Regions from separate parts of the Mus musculus genome. Here region 2 is linked to region 1. Evidence: chromatin loops called from intact Hi-C (ENCODE). Cell type or tissue: heart. All regions are shown on one strand. Links, peaks and the distances in the headings refer to the core of each region. The heading gives the core; the rest is flanking DNA.

Region 1 (2,919 bases), core at 156-2,655:
AAGCCTCCTATTTCACATAAATAAAATCTACTTGATTGTGTTGTTCAGCAAGGCCACTGATGTGCTCACTCTTCTGTCTTGGGTGGGCTTTATTTGGCTCTGCACGAACCAAGATGGGAACCCACTTCATTCAGTTCCATTACGAATATTGACGCAAAAACTACAGCTCTCACCTCAAAGGGAGTTAAAAGTTCATTCGGAGCCAAATTTGAATGATCGTAGCCCGGGAACATATATTCATGTCTTCCCAAGTACTATATGTTCCAGTGTGGAAGCACTTTCATGGAGTTTTTATAGTAACAGAACAAAAAGGAAATTTGAAATCAAGGTATTTTAACAATGAATGCATTTGTGGAAACATTAAGTAGTTACAGAGGAATCTCAGTACAGACCTGAGACACCATCTGATAGCATTGTTAGCCTTTTGATTGGTGGAGAATAGCATTTTGTTAATACAGTCCAATAGTCTTTATCTGTTTATCAAGGTGTTAGGTCTGACACAAAAGCGGCCACTAAGGTATCTTTAAGGGGCTAAAGACAACCCAAGAGAAATAGTACCATTTCTAAAGATTCTAAACTCTTCAAAGTCAAAAAGTTTTATTAGTTAACCAGACTTTGTAGACAGCTCCTTTCCAGGAATTCTTGTTTACACTAGCCAAAAAACCCACTGTTGTTTTGTCTTTACATCTTGCTTCCTGTCTAAATCCAACACACAGGGCAGCGAGTATGGGAGCACCCAACTGTGTGAAGCAGAGCGCTATGATTTACGTTTGTTTCGAGTGCTCCTCCTCAACTGTATCCGGTCATCTTTCTCCTCCACCCCAGTTTTGAACATCCTTTAACTGCATGAGGACAGGTTTCAAGGGTCTGTGTGGGTTCGCCCCCAACCTCAATTCTTCCACAGGAGAACAGAGCCTCCCTTTGAAAGAGAAGATAAAAATAGCAAACTTCAACATTAATTATGATTGGCGACATTACTTAGGATGTATTCAGTTTCATAAAACTAAGATAAGAGAATAAGAAACTCTCTGTTCTGAGATAACAGAATAACCTAAACTGCTAACTTCTGCTTTGGGAAGCCTACTTGCCCCTTTCTCTTCCAAAGGAAGCACGCATTTGTTCTCCCTTAAGAAGTGACCACCACCAATATCCACTTAGCAAGTTCCATTTGCTAGAGAAACTGTCATAATAAAAATCTGAAAATTCAGCTTCTGTAAAACTTGCTCAGCTCCGGGAAAAACCTCTTTTGAAGCAGAGATTTTAAAAGACCACTCTAAGATAATCACAAAGATTATGACAATATCTAACGGCATAAACCATGAAATGTTTCTGATCCGGGCTGAGTCTCTTACCCAATAGCGAAAGGCTACAGCTGCGAACTAATTAAAGTTTGTCTTTTGTCCCCGAGTGCTGAGAATGCCCCCACTTCCCTCACTCCAACCTGAGGATCTACAACCGACACCCTAATCTCAGAGGTCTGAAGAGCTTCCGGCCTTCGGATCCCCAGAAACAGTGACAGTTCGATGGAGGTAGTCTTGCTCACCAGCGTCCTTTATTCACTTTTGCTTCCTGCCTATAGGGTTACCTCCAGTCCGGTCCCAGCTCGAGATCTGACCCCGCCTCCCGCCTTCCGGCCTAACACGTGACCGCCCTCTTCCGGCCTGGTGGCAGAGTCCTGCTGCGAGCATGGCTGCAGCCGCCCCTGGTCCTGTGGAGTTGGGCTTCGCCGAGGAGGCACCGGCCTGGAGGCTGCGCAGCGAGCAGTTTCCCAGCAAAGTGGGCGGGCGGCCCGCGTGGTTGGGCTTGGCGGAGCTGCCGGGGCCCGGGGCGCTGGCGTGTGCGCGCTGCGGCCGCCCGCTCGCCTTCCTGCTGCAGGTGTACGCACCGCTGCCGGGCCGGGACGACGCCTTCCACCGCAGCCTCTTTCTCTTCTGCTGTCGCGAGCCGCCGTGCTGCGCCGGCCTGCGAGGTGAGCGGCCGCCGGGACAGGACCCGGGCGAGGGTTGCCACGGGGGCTGAACCCTGGACGTAGGACGATCGGTTGGCGCGAGTGGTTGTATTCAGGTACCGGAATTGTCTTAGAATCGTGTCCCTTTCATCCTGGGCACGGACTCCTTAAAGCCAATTTCTCTTGTCAGACGGAACTCTTCCCGGGTTTAAAAGCTCTTTAGCTTTTATTTTTATTCCCTTTCATATAAAAACCGCCCCCCCACCCCGAAAGCAAAAACCTTAGGTTTTCCTTAAATGAGGTTTTATGAGGTGAAGCACCGAAAACGGTTCAAATGTTTCAATTATTTTGTTTCACGGAAAGATAATCTCACGTACCCCTTTCTCCTCTTCATTTCAGTTTTTCGTAATCAGCTACCAAGGAACAACGCATTCTACTCCTATGAGCCCCCTTCTGAAACAGAAGCTTTGGGTACGGAATGTGTGTGCCTCCAGCTCAAGTCTGGAGCCCATCTCTGTCGGGTTTGTGGTTGCTTGGCCCCTATGACATGCTCTAGGTGCAAACAGGCACATTACTGCAGCAAGGAGCATCAGACATTAGACTGGCGGCTGGGACACAAGCAGGCTTGTACACAGTCAGGTAAGACAACTTAGCCTTACCGTCTCTGTCAACTGAGGTACTCCAGTTTCTGGTTAAACTTGAAATTAGAAAACATACTTTAAAAGTTTTAGGAACTGGTAACATGAACACTTCGCTAATCTAAAACACAACCAGCTTTATTTTTTTATTAGATATTTTCTTTATATACATTTCAAATGCTATCCCGAAAGTTCCCTATACCCCCCCCCCCCCCCCCAGCCCTGCTCCCTTACCCACCCACTCCTGATTCTTGGCCCTGGTGTTCCCCTGTACTGGGGCATATAAAGTTTGCAAGACCAAGGGGCCTCTCTTCCCAGTAATGGCCGACTAGG
Region 2 (2,919 bases), core at 300-2,799, 200 kb before region 1:
CTGTCTTAAGCCAGTTCAATTGCACTAACTTACCTCGGCTCCGTCGACTTTTGGTGGTTTTGCTTGAACCTTGTTCTCTCGGGATGTGTCTGATTCAGACTCTGATTGACTTCCTGAGTCAGAGCCAGAATCAGAGTCGCTGCTCCCGGATTGGCTGCTGCTTCCGTCACTGCTGCTGCCAGAACTCGAGCCAGATCCAGAGCCTGATGCTGACCCACAATCATCACCTGACTGACTACAATTGAAAATAAAAAACTTTAATCAGAGCATCAGAGCAAAATTCGACAGGAATTTACCTCTTCAGCAGAAAGCTAAACATACAGTTTAATATTTCAATTATCTGTGTCCAAACACAAAGGGCAATGTACATTATAGTAACAGACATATGTGATGGTTCGTATATGCTCGGCCCAGAGAGTGGCACCATGAGGAGATGTGGCCCTGTTGGAGTAGGTGTGACAGTGTGGGTATGGGCTATAAGGCCCTCTCCCTGGCTGCCTGGAAGCCAGTCTTCCACGAGCAGCCTTCAGATGAAGATGTAGAACATTCCGTTCCTCCTGTTCCATGCCTGTCTGGATGCTGCCATGCTCCCACCTTGATGATACTGGACTAATAAACCTCTGAACCTATAAGCCAGCCCCAATTAAATGCTGTCCTTATAAGACTTGTTTTGGTCATGGTGTCTGTTCACAAGGGTAAAACCCTAACTAAGACAGGCATACACATTTGGTTTTCTTTTGTTTTGGTTTGTGAGACACAAGGTTTTTCTATGCCGTCCTGGCTGTTCTCTCTCTGTACATTAGGCTTGCCTGGAACTCACAGAGATTTGCCTACCTCTGCCTCCTGGGGTGCTGGAATTAAATAAAGGTGTGTGCCATCACAGGCCATTGGACATACTTATTTGTAGGACTGTAATCTCCCTCAAAGATGTGCAAGGCCTACCAACTATGAGATCCTCGGCTAGAAACAGGGAAGACAAAAATGTGTAAGTCAAAAAAGCCCTACTAGAGGCTACCTATAACAGTTCAAATTTAGAAACTGTGGGAAATTAATAAACATGTTGGGAATTCTTACTACAGTAGGTAGAAAATAAGCCCATTTCTTGCAGTGAAAACAACATACTTGTTTTCAAGATTATTTCTGTCAATGTAGTGATGCAAGACTGCAATCACTTAAGAGACAGAAGCAGGGGCTGGTGAGATGGCTCAGTGGGTAAGAGCACCCGACTGTTCTTCCAAAGGTCCGGAGTTCAAATCCCAGCAACCACATGGTGGCTCACAACCATCCGTAACGAGATCTGACGCCCTCTTCTGGTGTGTCTAAAGACAGCTACAGTGTACTTACATATAATAAATAAATAAATCTTAAAAAAAAAAAAAAAAAAAAAAGAGACAGAAGCAGAAGGTATTTTCTACCTTCTGTAATTTTCCAAACTGCCACCAGATGGCACAATTTGCTGATAGACTACTTTAAAAAGCTACTCCTTGGGGGTGGGGGGGGGGATACCTAAGAGAGTTATAAAATAGAGTAATAAAATTTCCAGAAAGAATTTTAATTCTGCAAAATAAATGTTTAAATTGACAAATACATATATATTTTTAAAATGTGGTGTAATTTTGTTTCATAGTAATAAAGTAAAACTTTTCCTCTAGTGAGATTTATGGTTGCAACATTGTTTCTACCAACACTGCTTTTTCTCTCCATTCCCTAACGTTCCCACCTTTATTTCCTCCCGCAAACACACAGCTGAGTCTCTCAGCTATCATGAAGTGTCTTTAAAAACAGGGGAGATGTCCCATTTCACCTGAACTACTTTACTTGTACAAACTGGAGCAACACTAGTGGAGATTTTTTTTTCCCTGACAATTTTATTTCTCTATTAACTCGCAGGTAAGAAAACCCATTAATTCAATAAACTTTACTGAGAACCACTCATAGATCAGGCCTGGGGAGACTGAAACAACAAAGTCTTTACAGTCAAAAGACCTCCTACCTTGAGGTAGCTCTGTAAGCTGATAAGCAGCTTCCTGTGCTATGTTTATAACAGCTGATCTAGACATGACTAGGTTTGGTGAATCAATCAAGACCATTTAGTAGAAAGCACTGTTAAATTTATCCTTCCCATAAAAAAAAAAAAATTAAGGAGATGGAAAGTCTTAGATTGTTACTTTGCAGGCATTCTTATTTTCACTAAAGCACCTAGCATAAAATTTGCTTGCCAAACATACACAAGCCCTGAGTTAAAATAAAACTGGGTAAAGCGTGCCTACAAACACTAAGTGGGTGGAGACGGCAGAAAGGTCAGAACATCAGTGGCACTCTTGGTTACAATTTGAGACCTAACACACTGTGTCTAAAATTTAAAAGTTAATGGTTGATGGGACCAAGGGCAGCTTCCTTCCATCCATCCATCCATCATCCATCCATCATCCATCCATCCATCCATCATCCATCCATCCATCATCCATCCATCATCCATCCATCCATCATCCATCCATCCATCCATCATCCATCCATCCATCATCCATCCATCCATCATCCATCCATCCATCATCCATCCATCATCCATCCATCATCCATCCATCATCCATCCATCCATCCATCATCCATCCATCCATCATCCATCCATCCATCTATCCATCATCCATCCATCCATCCATCATCCATCCATCATCCATCCATCCATCCATCATCCATCCATCATCCATCCATCATCCATCCATCCATCTATCCATCATCCATCCATCCATCCATCCATCCATCCATCATCCATCCATCCATCATCCATCCATCATCCATCCGTCCATCCGTCCGTCCATCCGTCCGTCTCTGTTCCAGTAAAGGAACATGTTTATTATTAGAAAGCGGAACTCTGGTATTTACGTGCACAGTAGTTTATTGGGTTGTTCTTTCATAGGA

Evidence for each region. Peaks named below come from ENCODE experiments on the same cell type or tissue, not always from the same donor. Only the 100,000 strongest peaks of a DNase experiment are listed, where the experiment ranks them.
Region 2: a loop joins it to region 1, with 3 times the contacts of the local background. A loop is called at or near these places in 19 of 42 quality-filtered maps.

What each region holds. Positions count from the first base shown.
Region 1 is chr17:15,526,041-15,528,959 of GRCm38, reverse strand. Pdcd2 (programmed cell death 2) reads left to right here and starts at 1,659. Exons shown (of 6, transcript NM_008799.2): 1 at 1,659-1,969; 2 at 2,348-2,587. The coding sequence starts at 1,687. In heart, for the core only: a CTCF peak has its summit at 1,601; a DNase peak (open chromatin) is centred at 1,629; H3K4me3 peaks cover 2,036 bases; H3K27ac peaks cover 1,595 bases.
Region 2 is chr17:15,722,585-15,725,503 of GRCm38, reverse strand. Chd1 (chromodomain helicase DNA binding protein 1) reads right to left here. Exons shown (of 36, transcript NM_007690.3): 3 at 34-235. Among named protein-coding and RNA genes, the nearest start is that of 5830433I10Rik, 19 kb to the right of the region's middle. In heart, for the core only: CTCF peaks have their summits at 1,240 and 1,440 (motif pointing right); no DNase peak of the experiment used is centred there.